2 separate regions of the Homo sapiens genome follow, and region 1 is linked to region 2. A link is an interaction called in ENCODE POLR2A ChIA-PET data of the cell type or tissue named here. Cell type or tissue: PC-9. All regions are shown on one strand. Each heading gives the region's core, and the rest is flanking DNA. Links, peaks and the distances in the headings are about the cores only. Region 1 has its middle 260 kb from the start of NSUN3. Region 2 has its middle 100 kb from the start of NSUN3.

Region 1 (5,388 bases), core at 78-5,077, 160 kb after region 2:
AAGATTAGATTTCATCACAAATATTTTTGAGGAACATAAACATTTAGATCACAGCCAACACCTACACGTGGGCTCTCCAAGTGTCCTAAGCTTTCCCACAACATGGTGGCTGGGTTCAAAGCGTGAGAGTTTTAAGAAAGTAAAAAGCTGGCAGAAGCCATATTGTCTTTTATGATCTTTATTATTTTATTTTATATTAAGCCCCTTCCATTTTAGTCTTTATGATCTTGACAGAAGTCAAGTAGTGTCACTATTACATTCATTGGGTTGAAGCAGTTACGAAAATTTACTCAGTTTCAAGGGGAAGTAGAATCAGCTGTTTGATAGAGGAATACCAACTATAAGAACTATAAGAAGACAATGTGGTATGAAACTTTATAGTATACATTTTCTAGTCATTTTTAGAAGGTATATATAGCCTATGCATCTTTAGAAAATATAATTTTCTACAATATTATATTCTACAATGGACAATTAATGGACAATCTTTTGTTAAATACTATAAATGCAACATTTTGTTTAAACTTTACAACTATGACACTGGCTTCATCTCCAGTTTACAGATAAGAAACCTGAAGATCAGAGAGGTTAAATAACTTCGTGAAAGTCACACATGTTAATAGAAAAGTCGTAATTTGAATTAAAGACATTCTATTTCAAAGGTAATGCGCCCATTTACTACATTAAAAGCGATCGTTTGTTGGTAAGTTTTCAAAAATAATTCTCAAAATGAGGATTTATGTCAAGGAGTTACGTGTCAGAAATCCAGATGTGCTTGGAAAACTTTGAGTAATAAATCATAGGAAAGATGTACTGGAAAGTAAGAAAGAACAGGAACCAGGCTCTACAGTTTTAGAACTAGTATTCTGGATAAATAGATTCTTTTTCAACCCACAATAATAGTTATAATGTCCCAAAGGCAGCTCTAGAAGACTGTCCTGCTTTGTACTAATTGCTTTCTGTCGTATCTATTGTGATTCTGTCTATCTCTATGCTGTTACCAACAACAGCTGACTCAGTGACTTGTCTACTTTATTGTCTGAATTACTGTTTGTGTCTCACAAACTCTGAAAGAGGCTCTGATTTGATGTAGTAGTAAAAATCCCACAAAGAGTGCCTTTATTGGTCAGTCTCTAGGGGCTGGCATCCATTCCTGGTCTATTCAGTGGTTGCCAGTATTTCAGATCACATGAGAAAATCCTGACCATCACCTCTAAAGGACAAGCCCTTAGCTCCATTCTCAGATGGTGGCTTCTGGTGGGGTTAGCTGTCAAAGCATCATGGACTATTCAGTACTGAAACTTTAAATAGAGAGAATTAAACTGTCCTATATCCTTCTAACCTCCAAGGAAGCAAAAAAGTTATTATGTTTTGTATTTTTCTGGACATACCAATTTATGAACATTTTTTGCCAAGAAGTTCTAGGCAGTAGCAACTTATCGTAGCTGCCTACAATAGACTCTACACATTGTTTCTGGGTATCACTGAGAGAAACCATTGTAAACCTGAACTAAGACCCACCCCAGGTTGCATTACAATCACCCAGATTCTCCGCTAAAGGCCCTGCAAAAGTCCCTACAAAATTACCTACTTGTGGGTTCTGGAAGGAATCCCTATAGGAAGTAGCTGGATTGTGAGGCTTGAGGGTCACCAATCTCCTCTGATATCCCAGTGTGATTTTTTTTTGAGATATGTAATTTTTTTTTTTGAAACAGGGTTTTCCTCTGTCACCTAGGATGGAGTGCAGTGGTGCAGTCACAGCTCACTGACCTCCTGGGTTCAAGCAATCCTCCCATCTCAGCCTCCTGAGTAGCTGGGACTATAGGAACACTCTACTATGCTTGGCTTATTTTTGTATTTTTTGTAGAGACAGGGTTTTGCCATGCTGCCCAGTCTGACAGGATGAATTACTTTTATTAGCATGAAAAAGGAAAAAAGCTCCCCCAAGAATTCTTTCAAGATTCTCTCATTGCAGGTATGACTAGCTCCCTATTAGGAAAGCTAATAAGTTATTCAGATAGTTTGGGACGAGGATAAAGCAGACACTGAAACTAGATTCCGTTTCATCCCTTAGAGTGTCTGTGGAGTGCACAATTCTGGAAAGAGTTAATAAAATTTTGACTAATGGAGGATATATAAACTAAAGCCAAATAAATGCAGAAGCTGGAAATATTGGGAATGGGTTACTTAACAATACATTGATTCTGTTGTTATTTTTAATTGATTAGACTTGAAACCTCACTTCTTATGAATATTTCTTAAAAAGTTACCAGAAGAAAATAGAATAAAATCAATATTCAATTCATTTGTCACAAATAACTTTATTGCCTTCAGTTACTAATCCCATTTATCTCAAAGAGGTGAGCAGATATTGCTGAAAGCTCCCATTTACCAGTGACAGAAGACAGCCATAAAGCTGACTTTTCTATTTGTAGTTAGAGTCCAAAATACTGAAAGAGACTATAAGAAAATGTGTTCTGTTCCTAGAAAACAGTGCAGCTTGTGTGACTCTTTATGCACTACATTTTTTCTTTTCCTTCTCCCTTCAGGGATTTTTCTCAAACTTAATTCTCAGCTACCTAATACTGAACAAATCTCAGTAAATTATACCACGTGGTAGCTTGTTAGTGAGTTCAGAAAACTGGGATTCATATTTGACATATTTTTTTCACCACATTTTCCATATTGTATTTGCCACTAAGTCCTCCTAATTTACTTCCAAAATGTACGTCAATCCATACCTTTTATATCCATCTCTGCTGCCACCTTTCTAATGCAAGCCAACATCATCTCTTATCTGAACCATTGTAGTAACCTCCAAATTCATCTCATTTTCTCTCTTGACTCTTTCCAATCTATTTTCTGCAGAACAGCCAGAGAATTATGTTTAAATCATCAATTGAATCCAATGTTATTTCCCAGCTTAAAAACTTTAAGTGGTTTTGCATGACATTTAGAATAACGTCTAAACTTGTAATTTTTGGCTACAAGGCCTCAGTGGAAATGTTTTCCCTACTAAGACTATGTATGATGAACAATTTTGATTTGTGTCTGCTGATCCAGAAATCTAGGAGTAGAGCGATTTCAGGGCATTACCCACTCAATTCTCTTTCTACAGTTGGTTGCCCTAGCTTCTTTTGGGTGGACAACTAGTAACTTCACATTCTCAAACTGCTCACTCTCCTTTAGGCCCAGGAACAATAATAGTTTCCAGCTGTTGCTAGCTCTGGAGTTACCAAATCTTCATTTATTTTTTCTTTGCACTTCATGTCCACTTCTCCTTAAGTAGTCTTTTATTAAACTTTTCACAAATTAGCCAGATTGCATGTGCAATCTCTTTTCTGCAAGGAAATTGACTAATAAAGTATCTGGTGGTAGGAGTGACCTAAGAAATTGTTTCTTGAATTGAATAGCTCCACACATTTGAGGAGCACATAGATAGTCTTCTTAGAAGTAGGGATAGGACACTAGTAACCCATAACTTAGAGAGTTTTTATAATTCCTCAAATTTTCACTTGTGTGGCACAGGCTAAAGAGCAGTTAGAAGGTGAGGGACTGGAAAATCCAGTGCTGTGGCATTTGGTTCTATAGTAACAATATTGATTATAATGATTGTGGATCACCTGGCTATTTCCATAGGCTCTAGAGATCATACATGGTAAAAGGGACAAGTTTTAGATAATGAAAACACAATCCAGAACACAAAGAGGAAATCAGAAATGTTCAAGGGCATCTTTGAGGAAGCCTCTCATTTCCTGTAGTCACATGACAGATATGGCTGAAAACCACGCCTAGGATCTGACTGTAAGGGTTGCAGAGTTACAGTATCAATTCAAAGCTTAATCTCCGGGGCATAGAAGAATCTTACCTCCCAACCTCAGCTGAGTGAATAAGAATTCATTCAAGATGAAACTTAATGACTGCTATTGGTGTGAATTGTCTCACAAAGAAATGCCAATTCTCTTTGTTACCCACCTTCACTATCCTTCATGGCTCTCATGTCTATAATGGAAGTTGGATCTCAACATGGCACAGATGGAGACATTCAAGGTCTACTCTGGAAAAATACAGGTTGTATGCCCAAAGGTTTGTAGGACCACCCCAGTTTGTGTTAGCAGGAATCAGGATAATGTATAAGATTGGATTCTATGGGTGTTAGACCAAGGAGGATGAAAAACATTGCTTGATTGGACAATGTTGGATAAAATGATTGATACGCCCAAAAAGATCACAGAATTTAATGTGCTGGCTTATGCACCTACAAACTATTTAATCAATTAGGTTGTCTAATTATAGGTGAGTCATTGGTGGCCTACCATCAATAAGGTAGAAATACTGCAACTTCCATGGCATAATGTAGAAGGAGTTAAAAGGTCCAGGGAGATAGCCGTGTTGAATTCATGTAATATTGCAAACTGTTCAGATACTTCTCTAACCATACCTTTCCAGAAGGAGAGAGAAACTCTCTTAATTAGGCGTTTAAAAATGCCTTGGTAAAGGGTCATTAGTGTCCTTGAACAGCTCTGTGGTAGGTACCCTCTGTAGGCTGGAGATCATGGTGTGAATGCCCATTAGCTCATTCTTGTTAACCAGATAAATCCCAACTTTGTACTCTGTGGATTTCAATATTAGCTAACCATTAATACTCTGAATGGGAGATTTAAAGAGCAGAGATTAAAATCCCACTTCCAATACGCAACATCCTTGTAGTACTCACTCTCATTTGACTGAAGGTTGTGAGTCAAAAGCCTTGAAAATAAAAAATAATTTTATTGATTTTAAACAATTTGGTGATTTTCTTCTTGTGTGTTTTCAGTGATAATAATTCAAGATTGTTTGTTTTTGCCTTTGAGCTTTTAAAACGTTTCTTAAAAACAAAGCGTATGCCCACACACACAAGAGTGAGTAGTCTCCGTGTATATATGTAAATTGCAAAGTAGATATATGTATATAGTGTATATATGTGTGTGTGTATACACTTTGCAATATTCATATATATAAAGGGATACTCAATCTTTTCATACACACACATACACAGAAAGATTGAATATTCCTTATCTGAAATGCTTGGGACCAGAAGTGTTTCAGATTTTGAGTTTTTTTCAGATTTTGGAATATTTTTATGTACGTAATGAGATATCTTGTGGATGGGACCCAAGTCAAAACACAAAATTTATTTATGTTTTATATAAACCTTATACAAATAGTGTGAAGGTAATTATATAAAATATTTTAAATAATTTTGTGCATAAAACAAAGTTTGCCTACATCTAACCATCAGAAAACAAAGGTGTACTAAGGCACTTGTGTGAACAACCTGGTTGTTTGGAATCGCCCTCATTCCTGACTCTGAATTTATATATGACTGCTAAGCAATCCTTTCCTTAC
Region 2 (5,388 bases), core at 201-5,200:
AGGAACATTTAGTAAGAGAATCAGACATTAAAAGGAATGGAGAAGCAGTGGATCAGATACTCAATTTTCTTCCTACAGAACAGTGCTGGCAACATTTTTCTGTAAAGTACCAAATAGTTAATATTTTAGGCTTTGCATGATGCATGGTCTCTGTTGCCTCTACTCAGTTCTGACAGTAAAGCAGCTATAGTCACAGGTAACTGAATGGGTGTGGCTATGCTGCAATAGAATGCAATTTATGGGCATTTATATTGAGTTTCATGTAATGTTGATGTGTCACAAAACCTTGTCTTCTGACTTTTTCCACTACTTAAAAATGTAGAAAACAGGCCGGGTGTGATGGCTCATGCCTGTAATCCCAGCACTTTGGGAGGCCGAGGCGGGGGTGGGTCACCTAAAGTCAGGAGTTCGAGACCAGCCTCGCCAACATGGTGAAAAACCATCTCTACTAAAAATACAAAAGGTAGCCAAGCATGCTGGCACACATCTATAATCCCAGCTACTCAGGGGGCTGAGGCACAAGAATCACTTGAACCTGGTAGGTGGAAGTTGCAGTGAGCTGAGATCGTGCCACTGCTGCACTCCAGCCTGGGTGACAGTGAGACTCCATCTCAAAAAAAAATAAATAAATAAAAGTAGAAAAAACATTCTTAGCTCATGAGCAGGACAAAAACAGTCAGTGGACCTATGGGTAGTAGTTTGAGATCTTGCTTTAGAAAGCTGAATATATATTTCTCCATTTAGTTATGGGATAACTATGTCCAGGGCTTGAGGTTACGATGGAGATTTATAAAATTGTAGAATGCTAGGTTGAAATGGCCTTTAGAGATTTCCCAGTCCAACATCCTTACTTTAATAATCATCACCAGCACTTCTAGTTCACTATCTATGGTAGAGCATGTATGTGATAGTACAGTACAAAGAACGGCATATCTTTGGTGATTTTGCTTTGTTTAGGATCTGTTTCTTAACCTTGCAAATCCATTAATGCTTACCATTGCTTTTGTTAGGTGAGGCTGATTCATTGTTACTCAAAGTTGTAACCTTTTTGAAGCCATTTTCCCCTTCATAGTCTTATGAAGTCTGAACATCTCTTCTCAGGATAATTTTTTAAAGGCATAAAATGCACTTGCCAGTGATTGTTTATGAAGTTAAAATACAGTTATAAAGTTATAAACAATGTGTGCTATGGTAATATATGCTTCTTTATTAACCCTGTAAGTAACAGGATCTAGGGAAATAGTGATAAATATAAATATTTTGTAAATAATATATTATGTCACAATGTGATATGACAATATTTGTGATTTGTTTTGTAAAGAAAGTCTCAGGTATTGTTAAATTCTCATACAATAGTGAAGTATATAAACCAGAATCCTAATGTATTAATTCTCAATGAGACATATAAATATCAAACACAAGTCGTCTTCATATTATCTTTACTTCATGGTTCATTCTGCAGATCAAATTCATATGAAGCTAGAGCATGGGGAGTTCTTTACAAGAAAGAAAGTAAGCAAAGGTGGTTGCTTACATGCTTCAAATAAATGAATTCCTTTATCTCCATAGGTGGAGATACCTAGACACAAGATCTGCTTAGATTTTCCGGTTGTCCTCTTCACTAGGCAGTATTTGGATGGACACTGCCAGTATTTGCTACTATGATAGCTTTTATTTTATTCCTTTTTGGAAACAACTACTCTGAGTGACACAATTTTTTCTTTCCATAACAATTTCCCTTTGGTTCATCCCCGTCTATAGTAAGCCTCCCAACAGTTTCTGGAATCCTTCTGTAGGTACCTTGCAGTTGCTCCCAAACAAGAGCCCCCTTCCTGTGTTACATGGCAAAAGTGACCATAAATATGTATGCACACACATGCACACACACACCTTCTTTTTCTGCATTATTAGTGCCCACCCCTTCCACCCCTGCTCATACACATTGATTCTTTATTGGCTATGTGATTTGCTTTGGCCAGTGGGACATGAACAAACATGACACAAGCAGGGCCTTAAAAAACCCTTGCATTTTGGTTCTTGCTTCCCTGTTCTTCTTGAAACCTGGGAAACCTTACATGGGCAAGTCAGGGTTTGCCATCTGGGTGATAGGGGGCATATAGCCTGTTACTGTGAGAGCATCCTAAACCATGCAGCTCCTGGCCAAGCCACACAAAGAGTGAGCCCAATAGACATCAGCTGAACCTGCATCAAATCAGTAGAACCTCCCAACTGTTGCTCAAGCTCCAGAGTAATAGTAAATGTCTGTTGTTTTAAGCCTTTATGTTGTGCGATGGTTTGTTCTGCAGCAAAGACTAACTGCTTACAATATCACTCTCTTTATTCTCCTGATCCATGTCTTTCCAGTGATATTGCCTCCAAGTTTATGAAGATATCGTTGTGCTCTGAAGGCAGTTTCCTTAAATACAAAATTCCTTCCCAAACTTTGCCCAGCATCTCTCAGTATGACTTAAATTCTCTCACTGAGATCCCAGAAAAGTTGCCTCAAGCATCCCAAACCTTACACAGATATTGTGTCCAAATAACCTAGTGGTTTAATTCTAAAATGTATCTCTTCTGTTATGAGGAAGGAACATGATAGTATAGTAAATTCCCTCTTTAGAGGCATTTGACTATGGAAAAATGCATAGCAAAGAGAAGGTAAAGCTTTGTGCCCCAGCTGCCATAATCTTGGTGCTGGTCCCAGCACTAGGCAGGGCATTGTATTTATCAATATTTGCTAGGACTCTAGCAAGACATTGTTGGTTGCCATCCCAACAGCCATTTCTCTCCTTTTTATCTTACTGATACAGCCCAGGTTTTGTTCAGGTGCCTCCACAGAGCTACGTGTTCACTAATGAGTTCCTGTCTTGCCCTAGCGGGGTGAGTCATGATTGTTCTGAGTCAGAATAAGTCTAAGTCAAGCATGGTGCCTCACCTCCTTGCCAACGATTGGTTCCCATGGTCATGTGATCCAATCCTGATTAGTGGCTGCTAGAGGAATTCTGCTAGTGTGCTCCTGGGAAAGGTGTCCTCACTAATCCAAGGGAATACACAGGAGGGAAGTTCCTGTTTTTAGCTAAGCACAGTCCTGTTTGCAAATGATGCCTAGCCCTGTGAAAACATTTGCAACCATGAGGAATAGATTGCTGACATGCTGGAGATGGTACATTAGCACCTGGGTCCTTAATGACATGGCTGACCTGCTGAATTAACCACAGATGAGTGCTCCCTCTGGATTTTATATAATGTGAAATAAAAGTTTTAAGCCATTTTTAGTCAAGTTTCTGTTAATTGAAGCTGAAAGTGTCTTAACTGGTGATGCAACACAGTACTCTGAGTTTGCAGAAAGAGTTTTGCCTGTGGGGGAGACTGCCACTTCCTTAACACTTTAATTAAATGGCATAAAATATATCTCCTTTCATTTCAAGCATGGTTAAAGAAACAACAAACAACTTATGAGACCAGAGATCTTATGAATCCACGTAATTTAATTTCTGGGGTGAGCTGCACAGCCACAGGCTTGATATTAATGAATGCAAAAAGGAACCTGAAACCTTTTGTTACACAGAAGCCATCTTTGGACACCAGGGTGAGAGACACAGGTACTAATAAGCAGAAGACCTCTGTTTCAATAGTATGAGAAAAAGAGGAGCAACACAGAAAATTGAGAAAAGGAAGCCTCACTTAATTTAACTGACTGAGATACACATCAGCAATGATTTAGAACAGCTTACGAAGTACCTACTCAATGGCTACTTCGCTATAGAAATAAATCAAGAAAAGATGTGCCCTGCTCCAGAGACTTTATTTTTAAAAAGAATTTGAGATATGAGAAGAAAACCGTGGTATTATTAAGTGCACGTTTTACAATCTGCGTTTCTCTCCATGGTTCTATCCCATCTCTGAGTAGGATTATGAAATCAAAGAGGAGTTACTAAGGGGAGGGAAAGGAAGCTAGAAAACTGGATATGGGAAGTAAAAGTCTAGAAAATAGGAAAGCAGAAAAACAAGAACGAAATAAACTAGTGGAAAGACATGAGAGAGAGAATTCGGAAGAGTGGGCAAGAAGGGAAATAATATTTATTGGCTGCCTATCCCCGGCCAGGCACTTTAGCATGCTTCCTTATTTACTTTTCACGACAATCCTGAAAAGAAAATATTTTTATCTCTGTTTTATAGATTAAGAAACTAAGTCTCAGTTAGGGCCGGGCATGGTGGCTCACGCCTGTAAACCCAGCACTTTGGGAGGCCGAGGTGGGCGGATCACGAGGTCAGGAGATCGAGACATTCCTGGCTAACATGGTGAAACCCCGTCTCTACTACAAACACAAAAAATTAGCCAGGCATGGTGGTGGGCGCCTGTAGTCCCAGCTATTCGGGAGGCTGAGGCAGGAGAATGGCATGAACCCGGGAGGCGGAGCTTGCAGTGAGCCGAGATCGTGCCACTGCACTCCAGCCTGGGCGAGAGTGCCAGACTCCGTCTCAAAAAACAAAAACAAAAACAAAAACTGTCTCAGTTTATATGGCTTGCCCATTTAAGTGACAGGACTGGAATTAGAATCTAGGTTCACTCTGTCACACTACCACAAATAAAACATCTTTGAGTATAGAAAGTGGGCTGCAAAGTCAGGAAGACAGGAGGAGAACAATAAAACCTGTTCTAAATAAAACCTATTTCTAGAATCCTTTATGCTGTATGTGAAACAAGAGACCAAACCAGCAGACTGATCTGGCGCAGTGAGTGCCATAAAGGTGGGAAGGGGAAGTGTCTGGCATGAAGCAAAGGGAAAGAAAGATGGGTTTTGGGGAGATGCACATTGAATACGAATGTGGTTTTGAGTAATTCAGATTCACTGGAAGGGGCTCTGCTATGAGAAGGGAGACAGAAAAATGGCAGAGGCTGAAAGATGTTCTTGGATTGAGGGCATGGGGGTATCATCAGCTGCATCAGTGACTTGATACCTGAGATTGTCCCACATGATCAGTAAGAAGAGGGAGACAGAAAAATACCTGGCTGAGTGGTGCTTCTGTGAGGTACCACAGTTTTTATATCTGCAACACAGACCTGTTGGATTCTCTTGGTCCCTATCTAGAGCTGAGCTTTCTGCCCAAGATGGAAGAAACTTCCCACGAGATAACATATCCCAAGTGCAAAGGGAATATGCTTCTGCCTGCATTTGCTGGGTTAGTTCTTCCTGGGGCAGGCGGCCAGCCAAGAGGTGTTGCCACATGCTACCAGAGCAGAAAGCAGATGGTGATCAGGAGAAACTCCAGAACCTCAGTCGCATATGACCTCTATCTGCCAGACCATTTAGCTTGGGTATTTTGCACACACCTTACATTCAATATGTTCCAAACTGAACTCATTTTCTTTCCCCTTTTCCTGCT

The links. Peaks named below come from ENCODE experiments on the same cell type or tissue, not always from the same donor. Only the 100,000 strongest peaks of a DNase experiment are listed, where the experiment ranks them.
Region 1: POLR2A ChIA-PET joins it to region 2 with 6 read pairs; 2 of 35 experiments call an interaction of 5 or more read pairs at or near these places.

What each region holds. Positions count from the first base shown.
Region 1 is chr3:94,316,140-94,321,527 of GRCh38, forward strand. No RefSeq gene overlaps it. Among named protein-coding and RNA genes, the nearest start is that of NSUN3, 260 kb to the left of the region's middle. In PC-9, for the core only: no CTCF peak of the experiment used is centred there; no DNase peak of the experiment used is centred there.
Region 2 is chr3:94,159,943-94,165,330 of GRCh38, forward strand. No RefSeq gene overlaps it. Among named protein-coding and RNA genes, the nearest start is that of NSUN3, 100 kb to the left of the region's middle. In PC-9, for the core only: no CTCF peak of the experiment used is centred there; a DNase peak (open chromatin) is centred at 2,919.